Regions from separate parts of the Homo sapiens genome. Here region 1 is linked to region 2. The links are chromatin contacts, found by POLR2A ChIA-PET in ENCODE. All regions are on one chromosome and are shown on one strand. Each heading gives the region's core, a stretch centred on a gene start or an enhancer-like site at or near the end of the contact. The rest is flanking DNA. Distances are from core to core; before and after follow the strand shown.

Region 1 (5,789 bases), core at 3,030-5,529, 4.8 Mb before region 2:
GAGCACAGATTTTCCTTCTCCAATATTAATACCAAGAGCACAGTTGAGTTGTGACATTAGAAAGAAAGAATAGCCCCAACAGAGTTAGGCATATGTGAAAATTCCAACTCCAGTGAACAATGGGCACTGTGTGCTGCTTAAGCAGGGAGTTTCTTTAGGAATTCCATTTCATGGTAGCAGCCTGAACTCAAAACCAAAGATCTCAAAAGCAAAAAAAAAAAAAAAATTCATCACCAAGGATTTTGCTGGACAATGAATTAGAATCTTTTAATAACCTACCCTCTTTTCCGTATCTTTTACATTTTTAGAGCATGTATTATTAAAAATGCTACTGTTTAATCCACTCTACATATCAAATACTATCTTTCACTATGTCTAGTAAAAATCACCAATTTGTATAATGACCAATATATATGTATCCTAGAAATGTTAAATAACAAAATATTATTACTGCATCTAATATTCAATATGAAATTTCCAGATCTAAACATTTTACTTGTAAATAGTATTGTCCATACAGTACCACTATGTGATATTAACATTGTGGATATTACAAGTAAATGATGAACTCCCAAAAACCAATAATGGCTGATTCTGATTCACGATAAGGATGTTTTAAAGGTATTTCAAACTCCTACATTTCAAGAAGAAGCTGGCATCGACGACTGTGACTTGCTCCATTGATATGTTGACTCCACTCCTGCAGCAAAGTAAATTAGTAGAATTAACAAAAATAAAGCTGAAATATTTTCATCTGAACCATTCAAACTCTAGGATATTAATGTCTATGCAGTATCATAGGCTGTACAAACACCTGCCCATTCACTAAATCACATTGATTTAATTTAAAACCATTTCTCTGAATCCTTGAGGCTTGATCCTGCCCTCAAATACGCTATGCACATTCTTGGAAAAACTGGATTAACTTGTCAACATACTTAAGATATTTGACAGGGAAAAGATATAGAGTTAATAAAGATCAAGAGTAGTAACTAACCTTGAGATCAGCAAGGCTTATTAATTTTTACTGTGGACCAAACTGAAGTATTCATTGTATGCTACTTTATAGCACTCTGAATAAAACATCCATGTTTATATCTACTTTTCTAGAAACTATATACTATAAATGTGAACAATTAGTTAAAATAGAATCTTTTAGGCCGAGCATGGTGGCTCATGCCTATAATCCCAACACTTTGGGAGGCTGAGATGGATGGATCATTTGAGACCAGGAGTTTGAAACCAGCCTAGCCAACATGGCGAAACCCCATCTCTACAAAAAATACAAAATTTAGCCGGGCGTGGTGGCACACGCCTGTAGTCCCAGCTACTTGGAAGGCTGAGGCAGCAGAATCTCTTGAACCCAAAAGGCGGAGATTCCAGTGAGCTGAGACTGCGCCACTGCACTCCAGCCTGGATGACAAAGACTCCGTCTCAAAACAAAACAAAACAAAACAAAAACAAAAACAAAAACTAAAACTTTAATCACATCCAGCTTTTGAGGATGTTCCAGGTTTACTACCTACTAAATACACAGTGAATGAAAAATACACCATGATTAGCATTACCATAAAATGCTAACATGATTCAACAGGAATGGCTTTTCTAGAAAACGAATCCCATTTATCAAAATATTATGCTCCCTTTGTATTTCCCCAAAATAAGCAAATTTAAGGAGTGCCTCTTTCCAAATTTAGGGTGGGAAACATGACATTCTTTCACTATTTACTCTTTTATGGTTTACTTTAAATTGAAGTAACTCTTATTTTATTCAAATAAATTTCTTTAGGAAAAAAATGCAGATATAAATGAGTTAACTTTTTAGGCAATGTAAGAAAGAGAAGTTACAAAAAGTGGGCTCTGCTATTAGACTGCCTAGGTTCACTCCCAAATTACAAAGATGTGAATCTTTGGTCCGTGTTATTTAAATTCACTGGGACAAGAGTCTCATAGGGTTGTTGTGAAAAGCAAATGAGTCAATAAAGGTAAACTGCTTATCAGACCCTTGCCAGGCACATGGAATGTGCTAAAAAAAAAAAAAAAAAAAGAACTATTATTACACTGATTATAAAGCAGTCTTGTTTTACAATTCCTGCTTTACAACTATTATTGATGTTTCACAAACTCCCACAAATTGAGGTAATTTCTGTAACACCCACACTACCCAATACAATTATATTTGGAATATAAAACATGGTCAGGCGATGTGTTTTTAAAGGGGGATGTCTCACTGAGAGCTGAACTAAATTAGAGTAAGGTACCAAGGTACCAAATTACAAGATACGTGCTTTCAAAAAGCTGCGGATTGGTATTTTATAAATGAGCTCCTAAAAAAAAAAAAAAAAAAAACTGGTTTATATTTACCTGACAACAGTTTAGGTACATTCCTATGCTCTAGTAAAATTATCTAAAATCCTGTGAAAGGCCAGGTGCGGTGGCTCAGGCCTGCAGTCCCAGCACTTTGGAAGGCCAAGGTGGGAGCATCAACTGAGGTCAGGAGTTCAAGACCAGCCTGGCCAACATGGTGAAACGCTGTCTTTATTAAAAATACAAAAATTAGCCAGGCATGGTGGCAGGTGCCTGTAATTCCAGCTACTTGGGAGGCTAAGGCAGGAGAATAGCTTGAACCTGGGAGGCAGAGGTTGCAGTGAGCCAAGATCACACCATTGCACTCCAGTCTGGGCAAGAGTGAAACTGTCTCAAAAATAAATAAATAAATAAAAATAAAATCCTGTAAACTAAAATGGAACTCATCCAAATAGAATGGTACCTTCCTTAAAATGTTGGAAGCTATAAACTACTATTTCCAGGTCTCTCAAAGCTAGATTATCTTTTTAAAATAATGGCTAATAGCTAAGGAACTCAAGATCTCTCCAGCTGGCTCTCTAATCATCAGCTATTTGGGATATCTAAAGTTTCAACTGGAAAGTAATGGACCACTGCCTTCTTGGGGACCAGTTTTAAAATGGCTTGTAAGGGCCGGGTGCAGTGGCTCACGCATACGATCCCAGCACTCTGGGAGGCCAAAGCAGGCAGATTACTTGAGCCCAGGAGTTTGAGACCAGCCTGGGCAACACAGTGAAACCCGATCTCTATCAAGAAAAAAACGCCAGATGTGGTGGTGGTACATGCGTCACTTGAGCCTGGGTGGTAGAGAGTGCAATGAGCTGCGAACACCTAAGCGCACTTCAGCGTGGGCTACAAAGCAAAAGACCCTTTCTCAAAAACATAAAACAAAATAAAATAAAATAAAAATGGCTCTAAGTCAGAGGAGCCACAGGTAAGTTCACAAAATTTAGAAGCCTTGGCTGGGCGTGGTGGCTCATACTTGTAATCCCAGCACTTTGGGAGGCCGGGGCAGGCGGATCACCTGAGGCCAGGAGTTAGAGACCAGCCTGGCTAACATGGTGAAACCCGTCTCTACTAAAAATACAAAAAAATTAGCTGGGCATGGTGATGTATGCCTGTAATCCCAGCTACCTGGGATGCTGAGGCAGGAGAATTGCTTGAACCCGAAAGGCAGAGGATGCAGTGAGCCAAGATCACGCCACTGTACTCCAGCCTGGGACACAGAGCGAGAAACCTTCTCAAAAAAAAAAAAAAAAAAAAAAAAAAAAAAAAAAAGGATTAATTAAACAAATACCAATTAACGACTTACAATTCTCTGAACTAAAAATATTCAGATTTTACTTAAAATATTCTTAAGTTGTGGGAGAGAAATAAATGTTATCCTACTACGCATGCTTCTATTTCATAGGAGCTAGAAAGGGTACATAGCTGAACAGAAATTATATCCAATCCTCCACGTTGTTTAAAGGTTCAAACTTAGGGGAAAAGTGTGTCTGGTCTTTCAAAGTGAAAAAAGGAAGGCCAAGATCAAAAAATCAATCACATACCTCCCAAACTCATCCAATGACTAATCTGTACTACTGATCTATTACTGGTTGGTTTACGGTGGGGACTAAGTGAAAGAGTTTTATAAAAATATATATCCCTGGACTCTACACTGAGGTAACTCCTGTAAAATCAGATTAATAAAGGATTCGTGCACTTTTTAAATTCAGACATTTCTGTAGGAAAACTACATTCACCTTGATGTATCTGAGATACCTTATAGAGAGAAAAAAAAGAATTTGGGAAGCACTTACAGAATGGCAGAAAAAAGTATAACTTAATATAAACTCAAGTGACAAGACAGCCAAAGTGCTGTAGTGGGTAATTTTCTTTAAGTGAAAGGAAGCTGAGAAAGCTTGAGATTGCATAGAAAAGCAATCTGATGACTGGGTGCGATGGCTCACACCTGTAATCCCAGGACTTTGGGAGGCCAAGGCAGTGAATCACCTGAGGTCAGGAGTTCAAGACCAGCCTGACCAACATGGAGAAACCCTGGCTCTAAAAATATAAAATTAGCTGGGCGTGGTGGCGCATGCCTGTAATCCCAGCTACTCGGAAGGCTGAAGCAGGAGAATTGCTTGAACCTGGGAGGCGGAGGTTGCGGTGAGCCGAGATCGCACCATTGCACTCATTACAGCCTGGGCAACAAAAGTGAAACTCCGTCTCAAAAAAAAAAAGAAAAAAAGAAAAGAAAAGAAAAGCAATTTGATGACCTAAAATGACCTATAAAGAAATAAAAACACCACCATCACTTTAAGTCACCTAAAAATAATGACACTCCATGACAAATTATTTTCAACTTAAGTTTCTTACTTCACAGTAAGAATTTTTGATCATGTAGACTATTTAACAATACCACTAAGTAAAAAGAACAGATTTTCCAAGTTATGCAGCAATACCAGAGAGCAGGATTAAATGTTTAAAAATTTTTCATTATCTACTTCCATCACAGAAATTTTCTCTAAGGTCATTTCTATAGCGGTTATAGAGGGTCCACTGCTAAAGTGAGTAAAGATTTTTTCAATATAATGCATATACGTAAAAAACATAGTAAAGCAACTAGAAAACTAGAAATTCAGATAATCCATGTGTTTAAACTTCTTAAAGTTGGTCCAATTTACACATTTAAACCACAGAATTAAACAAAAGGCCTCTAAAATAGTTCTCAAATGTACTCAGTATTTTGACAGAATACCAAAACTAGCTAGGACCTAAGCATTTTTACAGGCTAAAAGTACCTCTTGCACTAGGGTAGTGTATCTTACTCTTGAATCCATAGTTTCATCAAAATATGTAAAAACTGCTCTTTTGTTAATTTAGATCCATTTAAGTTATTAGCCTTCTTCAGGAACTAGAAAGTAGCAAAATTTGAAGGAAAAAAGCATAATCATACATAAAAACAGAAACTTTTCTCGAAGTCCTCTCATGGTTCCATTGTGTTCATGATGTCCCAACAGCTTAATGACTCCAGTAGCGAAGATTTTTTAAGTCCCTTCACATCACTCTCATTTGAGACACTTGTAACTATCTATTTTCCTCAGAATTTAGAGACCCTTTCTGAGAATATTGGTCATACTGACATTTCTGCTATTATTTCCTTATAAACAGGCAAGAAATAACGCAGAAAAAATTGGAGTCACCAGTGTTTAATGGACCTTTTCATTCTATGAATTCACACGGGACCTAAAATTTAAAGTTTAGTGCTGATCAGAAACTAAAATGAATTCCATGATATATTTAGTAGAGCCAACAAATTTAGGAAAAGGTAACACCCAAAACATATACCAATTAAAATTTGCTGGCTTTTGTGAGTCTGGGGTTGTATTTCTTAATGAAAATACATCTTCTTAAATGTTTAAATAAACCTAAATTTAGCATTTATGTTAATTTACTTT
Region 2 (5,232 bases), core at 2,716-5,215:
ACTAATACTAATCACGTGCTTATCACATGCCTGCTTTGGGCTTAGTCTTTTTTAGGTAATCACTTATTCTATACATCCACTATGAGATAGGTACTGTTATTAATCCCATTTGCAGAAAGTGCTCCTTGTAACAGAAGGAACTGAGGTATAGAGCCATTATGACAGTTGGTAACTGCACAGCCAGGATTCAAACCTAGGCTGTCTGACTCCAGAAGGTGTACCCCATCTCCAGTGGGCTGAAGTGTACAGGCCTACAAGTTCCAGGGTATGGGTATTCTAGATTCCTATGGGCTGTCTGAAAGGAGCTTTGAGCAGACCTACAATTGTAAGCTTTTGAGCCACATGGTAAGGGTCCTATCTGGAGGACAGGGCAAGCCAGGGGTATCCTGCTCCCCAACTCTGACCTGTTCTCCCCATCAGAGAACCTAAAGGGAGAACTGTGAGGTCCCAAAAAGCCTGCTGCATGTGCCATGAAGAATTTGGACTAGAAGCCTCTTACCTGTGTCATGAGCATAAGACAACTGCCTTCCTGTTAAGAGGAACACTAGGTTAGAGCCAGAACACCCTGCCTCCCAACCTCAAGGATGTGGGGGTCAGTGTCCAGGGCCTATACAGTGTCAATACTCCGTGGTGCATCTAGGACCTGGGGACTGGCAGTCCCACCTCACCAGTCCATGAAAGCTAAGTGGAGATTTCTGACAACCTCTTGGACCACTGTTACTGGCCCTTTAGCCAGGCAATTTAGGGAAAGGAAAAGCATTTTGGACGGGAAAACATTCTGGAAACATTTGCTGCATCCTGAGCCCAAACAACTCTATCCTTAAACACTTCATCTCCAAAAGTGATGGGGGGACCCTTGGCCAAACAATTTCAAAACCAATATTCACTGCAAGTCCTGCTGCCTGGGGCGAGGACTTCCCTCTGTGAGGCATTTGCTGCAGAACCAAATGCTTTTCCACTCAAAACAACAGCCAACAGCACTTGGGGCAACCTAGAGGGCTCCAGATCAAACAAACATCCCTTCCTCTACCATGCAAACTTGCTCAATAAATTATTCGCCCACTTCGGATCAAAGCCTGTTTTTGCAGCCTGTGACCCAAAAAGCAAATAGCATCTCTTAAACATGAAAGCCCTCCTCCCTGCCTGGGTCAGCTTTATTACTCATTCCTTCCCCCTTATAGTTATTCTGTTGTTATTTTCCTCCTCTGCTTGTTAGATGGCTCTGCGAGTCCCAGCCCGTCTAAGGAAGATGGGACAAGACGGACGGTGCGTTCATCTGGGGCCCTAAGGTGAGAAAGAAAGTCAGGGTAGGGGAGAAGCCCTGGGAACCCAGGAAACAAAGCCAGGCCCGGTTGGCAGCTCCATGCCGAGCCCTTTTGCCAAATGTCCTACTGGGAATTTTACCAGTGAAGGGAGGGAGTTAATGCCACTCCGAGAGGAGGGGCCAGGCGGCCCTACCACCTCCCAGGTCCAGGAATCAGTTTGCAAACATAAATGCTAAGGGGGCGTCCTGACAGCCTGTCTGGGATCAGAGCTCAGGGGTCCTCCTTCCAACAAAGGCAAGGCAGCAGGTCCCACTCAGCCCCTTCCTAGACGCTTTGGAACCGCTCTGAATGGAAACATGACACCTCTCGATGACCCCCTACAAACTCTGACCCGGGATACAACTTTGTGCCTCGGGATCCTGCAGAAGATGACCCAGGGGTGCTAGACGCAGCGGCGAGGTTTGGAAATCTGCAGAGACCAGAATCGCCGGCCGCAGTGTGCCTTCGGCATACGGCAAAGACACCCAGTGACCCTTCACCTCCCCCAGCCTCCAGCAAGAGGCCAGCAGCCAAGCTGGTAAAAAAGTGCCCAGGCCAGCGGCAGTGGCTGAGGGGATTGGGAGGGGAGTTGCGCGCGCCTCCAGCCCGCCCCTGGAGGCAGTCCGCGGGACCGCAGGCTGGAGGCGCGCCGGCGTGATTCCGACCGCCGGAGCCGGGAGGAGGAGCCGGAGGAGGCTGCGGGGGGCTCCGGCCCAGGCGAAGGAAGGGCAAGAGGCTGTTCGACCGGGGGCGGCGCCGGGAGGTGGGTGGGCTTAACACCCAGGTCGGGGGAGGGGTTTAAGAGACACCGGGAAGGGCAGCCGAGCCCCAGGGGCGGGTGGGGTGGTAGCTGTGTGTAGTAGGGGACAGGGCTGGGCCTCTGGAAGCTAGAGTGAAGCCTTCCTGGCTGTCTCGCAGGCAACCCCATCCTCTGGCAGAACAGCTGCGAATCGCCAAGTTGACCCCTCTCGTCCCTTGGCCGAGAGGAGAGGATGTCTCAGGACCCAGGGATGGGCGGGAAGAAACCATGGGGAGCCACAAGTCTGCACCCAGGCGGGGAGGAGGCGGGCGGGCGCCGCTCCGCAGGCGCAGGCGAGTGGGTGGGAAGAAGGGAGGGAGAGGGAGGAAGGAGGTGAGGCCGGGAAGATGCCACTGCCGGGGGCGGGGCGGGGCCGGGGATCCGGCAAAGGGACTGCAGCAGCGCTAGGTGGGGGCGGGGGCTGCAATGTCACTCATTTGAGAGTCAGGTGTGTGCGTCCCAAACGGGGTCCGCCACAAGCCGGCATCTTCCTGGTACCACCCATGGTGCAGGGCCCTAGGCAGAGGGCTGGGGACTGCGGATCCGTCCCTGAAGCGGGACGCGAACCGGCAGAGTTGGGAGAAGGTAAACAAGGGCCACGCCCCCTGCCGTCGCCCCGCGGGCGCGCACCCGCCGCTCCGGCCGCCGCCGGTACATTTCCACTCTCCCAGCGCCTCTCCCCAGCTGGACTACCGCGCGGCCCCGGAGGTGGAGGCTGCCCCCGACCCCAGTCCTCACCCCTGGCGCCGAGGCTCCGCACCCTCCACACTCACCTGGAAAGGGTGTCCCCCGCCCCTCCAAAAAAACTGTCTAATTTGTGCAGAGCCTCCAACCCCAGGAGCCGAGCATGCTGCCCCCGCGTGCAGCGCCCGCGTGCACCGGGCCGGGAGAGGGGGCGACAGGGCGGAGGCGGTGGCCCCCGGAAGGTGTCTGGGACCGGACCGGCTGCACGTGAGCCCAGCGCGAGGTCATGTGCACCGGCTCAGCCCGGTTCGGCGCCCGGACGTGCTGCGTATCAACAAAATGAAACTCGGGGAGACAGGAGGGCAGATAGCTCCAGGTTCTCGGAGCCCCCGCCCGGGCCGCTCGACCTCCCCACCGTACCCATCTCCCGCCGCAGCCCCTACGCCCGGCCGGAGCCCGCGGGGAAGTTGCAGCCCTGGCGCGCCCCCGCCCGCCCGCGCCCCCTCGCCGGCCCGGGGGCGCTTTGCCGCAGTCATTAATAAAGAAGGTCGCCAAGCTCACCCTTCCAAAAGTTGTTGTTGCATGCGCCCCTCTCAGCCTCCCCGCACTGTACTCTTTAAAACACGACTGACCAACATGCGCAATCTCTCTCCCCTGTGCTGTGCATCCCCCCCCTCTCCGCGCTGGCTTCCTAGAACAGGCAGCCAGCAGGAGAGAGAGGGAGCGAGCGAGCAAGAGAGAGCGAGGGAGCGAAGAGCGCTGGCAGATCTGTTGCAAAAACGCCAAATAACGTCGTGGAGATGCGCAGGGCCCATCCGCCGGGGGCTGGATCTTACCTTGCTCCGCGGTGCCCCCCTGACGGGCGCTGCCCTCGGCTACGCGCCGCTGCAGGGACCGGCGCGGGAAGGATGCTCCCGAAGCCGGGAGCTCCTGGGGCCGGCGCGGGAGGGCGGGGGGCGCGCATCCATCCGGGGTCGCGGCGAGGGAGGCGGCCGGGCCCGCGGCGTCCCAGGCCCCACGCCCCCCGCCGGGGACGGTCGGCCCGCAGGACCTAAGCCGGTGCCGCTAGGAGTGGGCGCAAAGTAACTCCATGGACGCTACTCACCCCCCCCAAAAAATAGCCTCCAACTGCGATGGCCGCGGTCGGCACCATTCACCAACCCCCTGTGTATGTTTCTGTTTCTTTTTAAACCAAGACTTCCTTGTGATCTCTTTAGAAAAAAAAAATGTGTTGGGGTGGGGGTGGGGTGGGGGCGGGCAGGAGGAGCGAGGGAGGGGGAGTAGCCACTTTTTTCTTATTCACTCGGATCTCCGCTCCCGACACCCCCGTCGCCGCCCCCCCAACCCCCCGCCCAGTTGTTTGGCTCCGGCGGGGAGTCCAGGTAGCGTTGCGGGCCCCGTGGGGGAAGGGTGCCCTCCCTCGCAGCCCCACCACCACGCCTGCTGGCACCCTGGGCCCGGACTCCCCATGGACTCTGGGGCGCCCCTAGCCCGCCCTGTCCCCAGGGCCGGGCCCGAGCGGCGGCTGCGCCCGTGCAAGTCCCATCAGGTCTGCTCACACTTCACACACTCACACACATACCCCGCCCCTCCACTCTTTCACTCACACTTTCTGCTCACACCCCGCCCCCTACGCGCCCCAGACCCGGGCGGCGCCCCCCGCAACCTTAAAAAAAAAAAAAAGCGAGCTTATACTTAAAAAAATCTTTTGGCGCCATATTAATGACGTACTTAAAATTTGCCATTTCTCCCTGCGTCAAAAAGACGTTTCTTTGCAAATAACAGCCTGGAGGCGACACTCGCGGAGGGAACGAGGTTTGCACTGAGCACCCCGCCCCCCGGGGCTCCAGCGCTGGAAGACCCTCGCCCTAGGCCCTGCTTCTGAATCGCTGGTTTTAAAATGCGAATCGAATAAATTGCGTGGCGTTTTGCAGCACCAGAAGTGAGCAGAAAGTGCTGGCAGGAGGGGAGTGGAGGGGCGAACGCGAGTCTTGGGGAGGGGGCGCGGCCCTCCTCCCCGCACCCACTCCAAATGGAAAACTAACATTCCGGGCGGGGGAACTTGAAATTGTAGGCGACCTCAAGAAAAGAGGGGCGGTCCGTAGAGAGGGTCCCCATTGGGCTCGTCGCCCCCTCCCCCCTCCCGGGTGCCTCCTGGCGCCTAGCGCTGCCCCGCATTTCCGGGGGGTGGAGAAGGCAGTGATGAGCGGGTGGGTGGGTGGTTGCACATCCTGGCCCCAGCAGGATTTTGCCCCGGGGCGACCCCTTCCTCCTTGCTCTTCCTTCCCATTACCCCGAAAGGGTTAAAAACCGAGGGGTAACTTCCAAAGGCTGGCACATGGCGAGGAAGCGGGGCGCCCCTCTCCCCACCCTTCGCCTCCTCGCCCCTCCTCCTCCGGCTCCACTTCCCGACTTGACCTTGTGGTGCACAAACAGTACGCTCGG

The links. ChIA-PET counts read pairs that join two places held with the same protein, here RNA polymerase II (POLR2A).
Region 1: POLR2A ChIA-PET joins it to region 2 with 10 read pairs in activated CD4-positive, alpha-beta T cell. The contact joins the enhancer-like site here to the promoter of JADE2 in region 2. POLR2A ChIA-PET finds 5 or more read pairs at or near these places in 3 of 52 experiments (Caco-2, Panc1 and activated CD4-positive, alpha-beta T cell).

The regions. Positions count from the first base shown.
Region 1 is chr5:139,309,586-139,315,374 of GRCh38, reverse strand. It overlaps MATR3 (matrin 3), which reads right to left. Exons shown (of 15, transcript NM_018834.6): 3 at 639-700. Among named protein-coding and RNA genes, the nearest start is that of MATR3, 19 kb to the right of the region's middle. Within about 2 kb of position 4,279, at least 5 of the 41 ENCODE cell types and tissues checked have a DNase peak (open chromatin) inside an H3K27ac peak, as active enhancers do; they include Panc1, where a contact is called at or near this core.
Region 2 is chr5:134,524,403-134,529,634 of GRCh38, reverse strand. It overlaps JADE2 (jade family PHD finger 2), which reads right to left and starts at 3,965. Exons shown (of 12, transcript NM_001388185.1): 1 at 3,624-3,965. It overlaps LOC124901070 (a long non-coding RNA gene), which reads left to right and starts at 4,033. Exons shown (of 3, transcript XR_007058942.1): 1 at 4,033-4,169; 2 at 4,552-4,729. RefSeq lists silencers at 2,376-3,495, 3,506-3,765, 3,796-3,875, 4,006-4,225, 4,246-4,295 and 2 more.